Linked DNA regions of Homo sapiens: region 1 is linked to region 2. A link is a contact called in ENCODE Hi-C data. All regions are on one chromosome and are shown on one strand. Each heading gives the region's core, a stretch centred on a gene start or an enhancer-like site at or near the end of the contact. The rest is flanking DNA. Distances are from core to core; before and after follow the strand shown. Region 1 has its middle 150 kb from the start of PPP1R1C. Region 2 holds the start of EPCART (ERG-positive prostate cancer associated androgen responsive transcript).

Region 1 (7,040 bases), core at 1,754-4,253, 2.0 Mb after region 2:
TCCTCCTTAGGAGCCATAGACTTTTATTCTTTCTTATACTGTCTTATATATTGACTTAGAGCTAAACTTCCTCCAATTCAGACATAAAGCATAGGCAGATACTTTTGCTAATGAGGCTAAGCTGGGAAGAAAACCCTGAGTTCTACTTTAATTCTTGGGCATTGACTTCAAACTAAGATGACTTATAAGAAATAAAAGAAGTAAATTTGAAACTTTAATAAAAAAAGTACATGGTTCATTTAAAAATGTTTCCTATGTCTAAATCTATATTTTAAAAATAACCTTTATCATGTAAAATGAGAGAATTGCTGAGTTTATGACAATCTTAGGTATAACCTTTTCTTAAAGAACAAGGCATCAATCTTTAATTTGTTTCCCTTTCTTGATTTCTCATAAGTTGCAAAATAAAAATAAAAATAATTTCACAAATTGTTCATTATTATTATCCTCCCTACTTGCCCCAGGATTTAAGTACTAACTTTTACTTCCTACTCTTAGACTTTGTATTGCCAAAGAAATAAAATATGAAAAAGCATAATCACCCAGACCTACCTGCGGAATTGTGGATTATGCTGTAGATATTAGATCATTGAAAGGAACAATATACTACTTAATGAGGAGCCAAAGACAACATTCTACCTGCTGCTCCCTTCAAGCTGAGGAATGAGTTTAATTGACTTCAAAGTCCCATTATTCTCAAAAGTAGCAAAGGTACAACATGGCTTTGCATGAATCAAAGGAAGGGAACAACAAGAACTTAAAAAAATAGTTTGCAGATGGTTGAACATCTCTTTAATAATTAGAGAAGAATATCTTTTCTTTCTTTATTGTTTACAGATACCAACATTTTTCAAAGCCTTGCAGTAGATGAGTGAGTCTCCTGTTACATTTCTCCTGCAGCATATATTCTGTGGATGTGTTTTCCTAAGCAGACTAATTATATGTTGCTCTCTTCTTTTACCCTAATGAAACATAGATTTTTCTGTTTTGAATTTGTCACTTGTTTGTTACATTTGTCAAGTGTTTTAAATATTACATTGGTCCTTTATTTGCTTTTGAGAACACCCAATAGTTTAAAAATTAAAATGACATGAAGGTCAATTCTAAGACAGGAATGATACTACTAAATCCTGGACTTGCCTATGATAACAAGCTCGAGCTACACACTTTTATTGTCAGAATAAATGGAATATATAGGAAGGAGTTAATTGGAACTGGTTAGTACCTAAATAAGATTTTTCAAAGTAAGTTTTTTGTCGTATTGGCAGAACAGTGTTAAAAAATAGACATTGTCATCATAAACACCCACAACTATATCTGTAGAAGATAATTTAATGCAATATTCTGGGGAAAATACAGTTGCCAAAATTAATCTCCTTGTTTTCTTTCATTGTGCAATGTGGAGTTAAATTTTTTTTCTATTGAGCAGTGTGTGTGTGTGTTTGTGTCTATAATTTATATATGTGCTTGTATACATTTCTATATACACATGTATGTGTATGCAAAATATGTATATATACACATATATATAAAATGTACACTAAATATGTATATATGTATATTCATAAAATGTTTTGCTGTATGGAAATAAAAAAGAAGGTTTCTAAAGGAAAGATAGAGAAGAAATTTAACCTGATTTCTATTAAATTAAGCACAGAGAAATAAAACTTTACTAAAGGGCCAGGTGCAGTGGCTCAAGCCTGTAATCCCAGCACTTTGTGAGGCCAAGGCTGGCAGATCACTTGAGGTCAGGTGTTTGAGAATAGCCTGGCCACATGGTGAAACCCTGTCTCTACTAAAAACACAAAAATTAGCCGGGCATGGTGGCATGTGCCTTTAGTCCCAGCTACTCAGGAGGCTGAGGCAGGAGAATTATTAGTCCCCAGGGTGGCTAGCAGGGCCTAGGGAAGCTGGAGATCCTGGGGTGACTGTCCCTGGCAGAGCTGGAGGTTGCAGTCACTGTCCCTGGAGTTGGAGGTTGCAGTGAGCCGATATCGCGCCACTGCACTCCAGCCTGGGTGACAGAGCGAGACTCCATCTCAAAACAAAACAAAACAAAAACAGAAAAACACTTTACTAAACAAATACCTCCCAAAGTTATAATTTCCATATTCTTGTCTGTTAGGGAGAAGCCAGGTGAGAACAGAGGAGGACATCCAGAGTAAACTGGACACAGTAACAGAGGTGAGGAGGTCCTCACAAAGGGTGCCTCCGGTGAAAAGAGAAAGATAGCCAGAGGGAGAGGACCCGAGGGAGGGCAAGGCCAGCTCCTTCCCTCTCCCTCTCTGGCCACACAACTTATTCTTAGCAGCTTCCTGTCCACTGCTGCTAAGTCATTTCCACATGAACGCGTCTTTTGCACCATGGCTATTTTCCTTTTGCCCCCATTTCTGTCTGAGGAAAGGTTTGATGGTGATTTCAGTGTTGACACACTCGACTTTTAGACTGCAGCTGACTTACCATGCTTGTTGAATGAGTCTGTTCCTCTCACATGGACAGTTTCCACTTATGAAAAGTCCCTTCCTTTTTCATTTCCTCTGCAGAAAGCTTGTTTTGCTAATGAGGAGTCCATGAAATTGGGGGAGTTTGCTGCTGTGTGTGTGTGTGTGTGTGTGTTTGTGTGTGTGTGTGTATGTGTATGTGTACATAGTTTTCCTCTTTGAGAAATTGCTATTGTTGCTTCTCAGTGCACCTGGATGTCTGAAGATATTTTTTATTTAACGAGCTGTCTAGGAAATACAAAGGTTACTGTTATTTTATCTTTATGTTGATATTTTTCTGTTTAATATTTGCATTAAAATTGTTCCCCCAAATAGAATATCTACATGATATAGCAACCAGTGAACAAATCAACATATCTACCTACACATATATATATAAATCTATATATTAATCTCTCTCTGTATCTAATTAATATATATGTATAATTTAGCCTTCCTCTCAAGCAAGGACATAAGTGGTAAATTAATGATAATATAATCTTTACTATGGAATGGCTGGTCTACTCTGCATGGAGCAACCTCTCCATCATGTGGACTTTTAAGATATTGCTACTAAAGTTAAAGCCATGCTATGCTCTTGAAACTGTAAATATCAATTAATTTTAAAAGAAAGGGGTGAAGCTCTAGGTAGGTTTTTATTTGTATAGCTCATATTATTTCTGTTTTTCTATGTGTCAGGTGATATTCTCAGCACCTTGTATAGAACATTTCACTTAATCATTCCAAAAGTACCTATTAGATAGGCACTTTAATTATTTCCATTTTATAGATGAAAAAATTTAGGCTTGTCCAAGACCACAGCACTGGTAAGTGACAAAGTGAAGTCCAAAATTGAACTGAAGGCCAAATTTCATGAGCTATCTTGGGTGAGATATTTCTTGCCTCAAGTCTTCCACATAAAATGTAACAAATTTAATGGTATCTGGATAAATACAAAATAATATTATTTTCTGTTCATCAAGGGCCAAAAAATGGGTCAGATACTGTCTGGACCCTTTAAATATTCTTTGTCATTATTTTACCATTCTATCAAAGTATTAATGGTTAAGAAATGTCTTCAGATTAGAAAATGTTACAGTTAGCAGCTACCAACCACCAATGACTAAGAATTAGTCATTATTGTTCTAAATCCTGTATGGTTCCCATTATTAATCGTCAAGGCTGTAGGAAATCAACTAGGAAATGTGAACTTTTCTTCTTAGCAAAGTTTAGGATTTGCTGTTATGAACATATCTCTACACCAGCAGACCCAACTCCCCAAGCATACAGACAAGAGAGAGATGAAGAGATCTTACTGTTTCTCTCACATAATTCAGGTTTGCTTTTAGTATGCTATTAAGAATTGATGCACTCCCCATTTGTCTGCTCTGAGAAAAAAAACATAAATGGCTTTTGGGATTTTGCAGATCTAAAGTGCTTGAAAAGTGGGTCTTATTTTGACTAAATTAACTGGAGATGTTATCTGAAAAGGACTGACTCAATCACATACCAAGCAGGACAAATAATAATACACTTTTCCTTCCTGCCTTCATTCATTTATTCACATCCATTTATTCCACAAATATTTACTGAACATTTACAGTGTGTAAAACTCAGTGCTTTTTTCCCTAAAAATCTAGCAGCAAGTGTATGACAGAGAGCTGCAATTCTTTCGCACAGAGGGATAGCAGATCAGTGTTCATCCAAAGAGGAGATGGAGTTCTGGTTAGAGGAATGAGAAGAGGCTTTGCAAGAGAGCAGGCAAATGCACAGATCCTTAGAGGAAGAAGGGACAGGGACAGGTAAAGATGACAAAGGGAGCAGCAAGACTCAGGTAGAAGAGGCACTCAGTGCAAAGGCATCAGGAACAGTGAATACTGTAATGAAGGCTAGACTGAAAATGGGCTGGGTTAGGCTGTGAGGGGCTTTGAAAATTATGCTAAGGAGTTTAAGCTTTACCTGCTGGCCAGTGGCTCTCAAAGTGAGATCCCCAGTCTACCAGCATTAGCTTTGCTTCAGGCCCATCCCAGAACTACTGAATCAGAGTCTCTGGGGATGGGGCTTAGACTTCTGTAGTTTAACAAACCCTTAAGGCCATGTTGATGCATGCTAAGGGTTGAGAACCAGTGCTGTAGCCAGGCCTTCCAAACGGATGTGTGTACTGGGAATGAGTGGCAGGTGTGCTGGAGATAGATAGTGACATTTGCAGTCCTCAGGGTGGCTAGCAGGGCCTGGAGAAGCTGGAGCTCCTGGGGTGACTGTCCCTGGCAGAAGCAGCCTCATTCTTTTTCCTAGGGTACCAAGTTCTTTGACCTGAAATAGTAGTGCTGTGCAGAGCAGGCCTGTGGGCCAAATTTGCCATGTAGCTGGTCTTTGCATGCTCTCTCCCCACCAGCTAAGAATAGTTTACACTTTTAAATGGTTGTGAAGGAGAAAAGGAAGAGAAAGGAGAAGGATCAGAAGAAACAGAAGGAGGAGGAGAAGAAAATGATGAAGGAGGAGGAGAAAGGAAAGGAGAAGAGGGGGAGGAGGAGCAGCAGGATGAGGGTGGTATAATGGTATGTGGCTTCCAAAGCCTAAAATATTTACTATCTGACCCTTTACAGAAAAATTTTGCTGACCTCTGATGTAGACAAGGAGAAATTGTTTTTAAGAAAAGGAGCAATATTTCCAAAGAATTCATTAGGGAGATTTAGCATAACAACTGTATACAGAAAAGACTAAGTAAAAAGAGCTGGAAAGAGAAGCCAAATGTTCAACACAGGTAAAGTGGTAAAGACTTAAAGAATGCAACGCTCTTTGATTAGAAAGAAGAAATGAGTCTATAATCCTTATAGAAATTATACGCTTTAAATTGACCCAAGCACAATGCCATGGCAAGGTTCTCAACAGCTGAAGAAATCATAGATTCTCTCAAGTTCAGCAATCTCTTGAAGTTTGGTTTAGTTTTGAAAGAGTAAAACGATGCTGAGGGCATGAACTCTGAAATCAGAATCCCAAGCCTGCATCTTCCAGGATGGAAGACCATGAATGCATTGCTTCTCCTAGCTTTGTCTCAGTCCTCCTCTCTATAAAATGGATATAACAGTAATATTTATCTCTTAGGATTGCTGTGAGAAATAAGTTGGTAGAGACACGAAACTTAGAACTTAGCAGACTTATGTAAGCACTCAATGAATTTTAGCGATTACATGTTCAGATATAAAAACTGTAATTACTTTTGCACCAACCTAATAGGTTTGCATCACATAGCCAGGAACAAATGCCAATATAAATGAACAAACAATAGCTAACACTAAGGTACATGAATCAACAGGCTCTAAGTTCCTTACCTCTATCAATATACTTACTTCTTGCAACAATCTTAAGAGGTAAACCCCGAAAGGCTTCAGGAATATATAGCTGCCTTCAACTTAACAAATTCAATCAAAAACAGTCAGGCTATGTTGTGTGCAAGCCGTGTTAGGCTATGGGAAAACAAAGTAACAAAACATAAACCCCTGACCCCATGGAATGTCTAGTCTACCTTGCAGACTAAGTGAAGAATGCTATGTAGATGCTATCTGTAACAACAACAAAATGGAGTTTGTTTACAAATAAGAGATTAAATGCATATTACTTTTGTAATCTGAGACAGATATCATTCAAACTATCATTTAAAAGGCGCTGTAGCTGTCACTTGCTTCTGTTTTTCAGTGGGAAAATTGTGATTTCAATGAGTGGAGCAGGAGTTAGAAAACAAGGAGTTTAGAAACTTGAAATCTCTAATTTACTTTATGTCTTTTTTTTTTTTTTTTTGAGATGGAGTCTTGCCCTGTCGCCCAGGCTGGAGTGCAATGGCGCTATCTCCTCTCACTGCAAACTCCACCTCCCGGGTTCAAATGATTCTCCTGCCTCAGCCTCCCGAGTAGCTGGGACTACAGGCACACACCACCAAGCCTGGCTAATTTTTGTATTTTTAGTAGAGACAGAGTTTCATCATCTTGGCTAGGCTGGTCTCAAACTCCTGACATCATGATCTGCCCACCGCAGCCTCTCAAAGTGCTGGGATTACAGGTGTGAGGCATTGTGCCCGTCTGAAATCTCTAATTTAATATTTCATCTGAAACCACCAAGTTTTTATATGCCCACACACACACTCATACACACAAACACACACACATACTAAGGTAAAATTGATTCATGCTTGATGCACAGGTATATTCTTAATTCTAAATAGACATTTTTATTTTCACTTGTTCATATGCATGTATGATATTATTCATCAGAAAATCAATTTTTAATAATGAACTCTAGTACACTTTAATACCTTTTAGAATGAGTACATTAAAAAGGACATATTTTATATCTATATTTAAGTAATAATTTAGAAATGCTAAGATGGAATGCCAATGAAGTTGAGGGTAAAAGTAAACATTTCATCAACATCCAAAGTCAAGGATTTTGAAAAAAAAATTTTTTTAAGGAGTATGTGATCTCTAAAAGATAATTTATAGGATCATATCTATAGAAAAAAAGTTTGACTTGGAAAAAAAATAGATTCCTGCTCTTCGTATAAAC
Region 2 (7,533 bases), core at 1,040-3,539:
AGCCCAAAGTCCTCCACATGAAGTGCTTATGGGGTGAGAAGCCTCATACTCCTCCCTTATGAGATTGTGGGTGGCACTAAAAGAAGGGAATCAGTATCTTATTTCCCAACTGGCTATTTCCTTAATCAGACGCTGAGTCAGGGAGAAGCAGCCTGTGGAGAGAAACAAAGAAGGTGGTTGCCATGGAACAGAGAAGATTCTGGCTTTGGAGTGACAAGAATGTACAAATCTCCCAAAGGCTGCGTGGATATGGGGAAAAGTAGCTGAACCTGAGTCATCTTAGCAGTACTTCCACCTGAGTCCTATTTACAGGCTGTAGATACTCCAGTGGGAAGAGGTTAATGGGGGAAGCTGTAAAGGGGTAGGAAAGACTGGCTAGAGTTGGATTTACCATGTCAGGGAGACTCTTCAGGGCCTTCTGAACTTACCCAATATCCCCTGAGGTAAGCAGTATTTCGGCACAGAGAGGACATCTATTGGTAGCTGGTGTTTTCTAGATGAGCAGCAATACCCAACAGAAAATTCTGCAACAAAAAGAATTGGGTGAAGAGACTATTTTGTTTCTTCTCCTCTGATCCCACCTCAAGTCATTAAAGAAGCTAGATCTTGATGTGGAGAAAGAAGAGGTTTTGTGCAACCAGATTGGCTTCATGGTTTTGGAGTCGGGAGGAGGGGCAGGCCAGACCCCTTTGGGGCGCCTGTTTTACAAGCTGAGCTAGGTAAAATTACATGATTTATATGAACTATGACAATGATCAATTATCAATGGAATCTGCCTGAGATATCATTCAGGGGCAAGAAAGCAGAAGTTGACCAATCATATGATTAGAAAAAGAAAATTGCTTCTGATTAATATCCATTGAGTTCAAACCATTTAGTGAAACAGTTACCCTTAAACTATCAGCTCATCTAGAACAGAGTTTTGCAAACAACATTTTGTGGGCCAGTAAAACAGATTTTTAACACCTTGCATTTTTACCTCTCTGATCCCTTCTCAGAACCACCAGCAGATTTGACAACTGTTTTCCTCCTTACTCTGTCTCTTCCTTGACTATACAGTAGAAAATAGAGAATTCAATTTATTCAACTCTTTGTAATGTATGTGGTTATTTGAATCCTGTTGTATTCATACAGAACATGAGCTTTGTTCCTATATTTTCATATAATTGTTAATAAGTTATAAGAAGGTTTGAGGCTGTGGCATATAAACACAGCACATAAACATATATTTCTATATAACATAATCTTCCCACTTTTACTACATATTTTTACTAGACTGTTCTGGAAAAGCTATTTGTACATATTTCTTTGTGCACACAAGTTCCTCAGCTAACGGCTTTGCTCTGTTTTTATAGAACATGTTGTATATGGTTAAAAAATGTCTTTCACATAAGCCACATTTTTCCTGTTTTTGTTTACTTGTCTGTATTGCACCTCAATTAGCAAATCGTGCAGTCTTCTCTCCCTGTCATAATAACATAAACTATCTCCATTTTAGGCTGTTCGATGTAAAACAAAAATCCCCAAATTTCCACTAGATGGTGCTATGAGAATGCAAACTTCTTTGGTCAGGGTATATATAAAATCCTCAGTTATTGCAGCCTGTTATTTTGGCTTGTGAAACAGGTCTGCCCCCCACTAAATTAGATGCACAGGGATGATTTAATATTTAGTTAAGAGACGATGCAATATTTCCCACAAGTCTCTGAGGAGCCCAGGCAAAACAATGAAGAGGCATTTTTCGTCTAATCCTCATCCATACCACTTCTTCTTACCTGGCCTTTTTGGTATGCTACTCCATAGATACCTAGGAACAACCCCATAGTGGCAACATCTTTTGACCCCGGTCACTGCCACCGTCTATGGCTTCTTTACCCAGTCTTCCCTCCTTGGCTGGAGGGGGCTAATGGATTTATTACATTACTGACTGTCAGCAATTATTTTTTGACAATTTGTTCAGTGGTTTTCAAAGTGTGATTTCCCAGACCAGCAGTGTCATCTGGGAGGTTGTTACAATTGCAAATTCTCAGACTTCAGCTCGGACCTACTGAATTGGATGGGAGTGGAGACCAGCAATCTGCATTTTCACAAACCTCCCCGAGGTGATTCTAATGTGTAGGAAAGTTGAGAACCAGTGTGTTAAATACTTCCTGGGAACAAAACTGCCTTATCCTATTTGGATTAACCTCATTCCTGAAAGCCCTCAAAGAACAACTTTAAAGGTGGATAGGTGGGTGAAGAAATTTTTAAAGGTGTTGCCAGGTACAGTGGCTCACCCCTTTAATCCCAGCACTTTGGGAGGCTGAGTCAGGTGGATCACTTGAGCCCAGGAGTTCAAGACCAGCCTGGGCAGCATGCTGAAACCCTGTCTGTACAAAAACAAACAAACAAAAAATTAGCTGGGCGTGGTGGTGCACGGCTGTCCCAAGCTACTCAGAAGGCTGAGGTAGGAGAATCCGTTGGGCCCGGGAGGTTGAGGCTGCAGTGAGCCAAGATGGCGCCACTGCATTCCACCCTAGGCAACAGAGTGAGACCCTGTCTCAAAAAGGAAAAAAAAGTTTAAGGCGAGCATTTGTTCTACTTGGCCTACTCTGCTTTCCCTTTGGGTTGCTCTGCTCCCCTTGGGCTGCTTTGCTCTCCCTTTGGGTTCTGCCTGTCACTGAGGAGTCCTCACTGCAAAGGAATAGTGAAGCCTGTATCTAATGTGTAAATGTAGGAGAGTATGATTAGTAACTCACTTTTTTTTTTTTTTTTTTTTTAAAGAGATGCCCAGGAAGGCAGCCAGATGGCAGCATCGTTCCTACACTGTCTCTGCACTCCCAAAGGCAGTTTCTGGCCCTTTACTGTAGTCAAAGGAGATCGCGTAGCAGCGGTCGTTTATTGGCTAGGCTGTTTGTCTTTTTTCTCTACTGCAGCATGAGTCAGAACCCACAGAGAGAACCAGAGAGGAACAACCCGTTGATTAATGGGTCAGAGAGCTATGTAAGACTGTGATCTCCTATTGTCCCTGTTTCACGGAACAAATGTGGGGGATGCTACAAAGATTCAACACTAGGTAGACATCTAATGAAGCTGGGTTGCCATCAATCAGTTCAAACAGGTGTCTGGAATAGCTGTGTCTTCTGTCTTTTGATAAACACTGAGTACCTGCACATACAATTCCCTGGGAGCTTTTAAATCTCCTGATGCCCAGGCTGCACCCTAGACCAACCACATCAGAATCAGGAGAATGGTTTTAGGGCATCAGTACAGCTTTAAATCTTCCCAGGGGATACTAATGAGCATGAAGGGCTGGGAACCATGATATTAAAGACGTTGAGATGAAATTTGTGGCAAAGTTATTTCAATTGAGAAACCTGGGTTATTGTCTTATACCGTACTGTCAATTTCAACAGTGGAGTTTGTTGTTTTGGCCAGTTTTGATCTTGGCAAGTTTCGATATTCGAAATGGATTTTGTTGTATGACAGAAGGGGGCATCATCTCCTCTCCACCCCACACCACCTCCTTCTCTCTTTCCCCCTCCTCCTTCTCACTTGTTGTTCTGTTTTGTGTTTTGTTTTGTTTTGGAGGGGTGAAGACTGAAAATTTAAAACTGTGGCTACAAAATGGGCATATTACTGCTACTTAAAAGAAAAATTCTGACCAAAAATATATAGTCAATATTCTGAGTTTAAAATATTCTAAACTGTAAAAACCTTCTGTTTTTGCCTTCTGCCACATGTTCTTAGGTACCCTCAGGCTACAGTCCTTATTTTAAAGGATATGATAGTAAGAAAGTTACATCAGCCTTGATGAAAAGCTGTGAATTTAATCTTAGGAGCTCACACTGACTAGAGAGAATGAAAACATTCTATCATAATTGCTTGAAAAACTGTAGAACTACTCACTAGAGTTGGATATTGGTCTATAACCAAAACTCCTTTTGTATGGAACAAAGTGAGTTTCATGAAACTCTTTGTAAAAGATTTTCTTTATCCTGGAAAATCCTATATGTTTCCATGTAAAATTCTTAATAATAGGTAGAATGAAAGCTGGAGGGAAATATAATTGTGACATGTGAAGTATGAAATATACTTCAACTTAGTATAGAAGTATAGGCTTAATTCTTTGCACCAAGGGGCATCTAGAAACCATCTCCAGAAGCTTTCGGTGATACCTTATTAATCCTTCTCTAGGTGTACCACTTAGGAAATGTAAATGGTACTAAAAGAAATAATTTGTTAGGTCCTTAATCCCACAAAAGTTGATTAAGTCATTGTCTGTGAATAAAGACTAGGTGAGAAAATTGGGAGCTTTGGGAAAAGGGAGCCCAAGGAAAAAGTGGAACAGGCTGGAAAAAAAGGAAAGTGAATTAAAGAATAGGGAATCAGATTTCTTTTCCATTTTGACTTAAGGATATGTCAGGGCCAAAACTATAGAAATTTGAAATTGGTTCATTTAGAGGATCAATGCTCTTTTTTCAAGTGATTTTTTTCCTAAGTGATTCTTTTCCTAAGCAAGTCACACTGATTTTTTGGTTTCCAAACTCATTGACTTATGGGCAGTTTGGAGAATTAAAAAAAGGTATAGACTACTAAGGCGTCTTGTGTACCAGACAAAGGTTTCTTGGATTCTGAGGATTTATTTCATTACTATAGATATCTCTAAGGCAGCATGACCTATAAATAATTTAGGCAATCTCCTACATATGGAGAAATAATAATTAGGAAGGGGCAAACTTTTGAAATTACAGTTTAGATTTAGTTTAGATTTAAAATTGCACACACAGTCTCCCTAACAAACGTTAAGCACTTCTGTCTGTTGGAGATTAGCAAAGAGTTTGAGGAACTTATTTTACATTGGATCTAGTTTGTCCTTTAATTGGTAAACCTCAATTCCAATGGCACTACAGGTTGAGTACTCCTTATTTGAAATGCTTGGAAGAGGAGAATTGTTTTGGATTTTGTATTTTGAATACAGGCATACCTTGGAGATATTGCAGGTTCAGTTCCAGACCACTGCAATAAATCAAATACTGCAATAAAGCGAGTCACACTGATTTTTTGGTTTCTAAGCACATGTAAAAGTTATGTTTACACTATAATGTAGTCTATTAAGTGTACAATAGCATTTCTTTAAATGTACACATCTTAATTTAAAAATATTGTTAAGAAATGCTAACAGTCATCTGAAATTAGTGAGTTGTAATTCTTTTACTGGTAGAGTCTTGCCTGGATGTTGATGGCTGCTGACTGATCAGTGTGGTGGCTGCTGAAGGCTGGGGTGGCTGCAGCAATTTTAAAAAATGAGACGATAAGGTTTGCCACGTTGCTGGATTCTTCCTTTCACCAAAGATTTCTCTGTGGTATTTGATGTTCCTTGATAGCATTTTATCCACAGAAAAAACTTTTCAAAATTATAGCCATTCCTCTTAAACTCTGCCACTTCTTCATCAACTAAATTTACATAATATTCTAAATCCTCTGTTTTCATTTCACCAATGTTCACAGTATCTGCACTAAGAGTAAATACCATCCTAGCAAACCACTTTCTTTGTTCATCTATAAGAAACAATTCCCCATCTTTTAAAGTTTTTTCATTAGATTGTGGTAATTCAGTCATATATTTAGGCTCCACTTATAATTCTAGTTCTCTTGCTATTTCTGCCACGTGTGCACTTCCTCCACTAAAGACTTGAACCTCTCAAAGTCATCTGTGAGGATTGGAATCCACTTCTAAACTGTGAATGTTGATATTTTCACTTCTCCCATGAATCACAAATGTTCTTAATGACACTAGAATGGTGAATCCTTTCCAGAAAGTTTTCAGTTTGCTTTGCCCAGATCCTTCAGAGGAATCCACTATGTCAGCTTTAGTCTTACAAAAAATGTATTTCTTAAATAATAAGACTTGAAAGTTAAGATTATTCTTTGATTCATGGGCTACAGAATGAATGTTGTATTAGGCATGAAAACAACATTAATATCTTTGTACATCTCCATCAGAGCTTTTGGGTGACCAAGTGCATTGTCAATGAGCAGTAATACTTTGAAAGGAATCTTTTTTTCCTCTAAGCAGTAGCTCTTGACAGTAGCACTTAAATATTCAGGAAATCATGCCATAAACAGATGTGCTGTCATCCAGGCTTTATTGTTCCATTTGCAGAGCACAGGCAGAGTAGACTTAGCATAATCCTTAAGGGCCCTAGTATTTTCGGAATGGTAAAGGAGCATCGACTTCAACTTAAAGTCACTAGCTGCATTAGCATGTAATAAGAGAGTCAGCCTATTCTTTGTAACTTTGAAGCCAGGTATTGATTTCTCCTCTTTGTAATGAAAGTCCTAGATGGCATCTTCTTCCAATAGATGGCTGTTTCATCTGCATTGAAAATCTGTTGTTTAGTGTAGCCACTTTTATCAATAATCTTAGCTAGATCTTCTGGATAACTTGCTGCAGCTTCTACATCAGCACTTGCTGCTTCACCTTGCACTTTTATGTAATGAAGATTGTTTCTTTCCTTCAACCTCATGAACCAAACTCTCCTAGCTTCAAACTTTTTTTCTGTAGTTTTGTCACCTCTTTCAGCCTTTGTAGAATTGAAGAGAAATAGGGCCTTGCTGTGGATTAGGTTTCAGCTTAAGGGAATGTTGTGATTATTTTGATCTTCTATCCAGACCACAACTTTCTCCGTATCAGCAATAGGGCTGTTTTGCTTTCTTATCGTTTGTGTGTTCACTGGAGTGACACTTTTAATTTCCTTCCAGAACTTTTCCTTTGCATTCACAACTTGGTTAACTGTTTGACACAAGAGGTCTGGCTTTTGGCCCATCTCAGTTTTAGACACACCTTTCTCACTAAGTTTAACCATTTCTAGCTTTCTATTTAAAGTGAGAGACATATGACTCTTCCTTTTACTTGAAAATTTAGATGCCATTTTAGGATTATTCATTGGTCTAGTTTTAATATTGTTGTGTTTTAGGGAAAGGAAATCCTGAGGAGAGGGGGAGAGATAGGGGAATGGCGGTCAGGTCAGTGGATCCGTCAGAACACAACATTTATTTATTAAGTTTGCTGTCTTATACAGGCATGATTCTTGGAGCCCCAAGGCAATTACAATAGTAACATCAGAGATCTCTGGTCACAGATCACCATAACAGATATAACAATAATGAAAATTTTGAAATATGGTAAGGATTACCAAAATGTGACACAGAGATGCATGAAGTGAGCACATGCTGTTGGAAAAATGGCACCTGTAGACTTGCTAGACACAGGGTTGCCACAAACTTTCAATTTTTTAAAAAATGCAATATTTGCAAAGCACAATAAAGCAAAGTGCAATAGTATGAGGTTTGCTGTGTTTGCATATACTTATTTGTTGAGTATCTCTAATCCGAATGTATGAAATCTGAAATGCTCCAGTAAGCTTTTCCTTTGAGTATGACCTTTAAGTATGTCAGTGCTTTAACAGTTTCAGAATTTAGAGCATTTTGGAGTTTTGATTTCTAGATTAGGGATGCTCAACCTGTATAGAACTTTTAGGCATCAGTATC

What was found. A loop is a pair of places that touch in the nucleus more often than their neighbours do. Pooled maps may share reads with other maps.
Region 1: a loop to region 2 is called in a map of endothelial cell of umbilical vein, with 10 times the contacts of the local background. The contact joins the enhancer-like site here to the promoter of EPCART in region 2. A Hi-C loop is called at or near these places in 4 of 168 maps with a recorded cell type or tissue (IMR-90, PC-9, chondrocyte and 1 more) and 3 of 50 pooled maps.

What each region holds. Positions count from the first base shown.
Region 1 is chr2:182,129,773-182,136,812 of GRCh38, forward strand. It overlaps a transcript of PPP1R1C not described here. Among named protein-coding and RNA genes, the nearest start is that of PPP1R1C, 150 kb to the left of the region's middle. Within about 2 kb of position 3,004, at least 2 of the 41 ENCODE cell types and tissues checked have a DNase peak (open chromatin) inside an H3K27ac peak, as active enhancers do; they include endothelial cell of umbilical vein, where a contact is called at or near this core.
Region 2 is chr2:180,122,905-180,130,437 of GRCh38, forward strand. EPCART (ERG-positive prostate cancer associated androgen responsive transcript) reads right to left here and starts at 2,290. Exons shown (of 4, transcript XR_923634.3): 1 at 1,776-2,290; 2 at 429-524.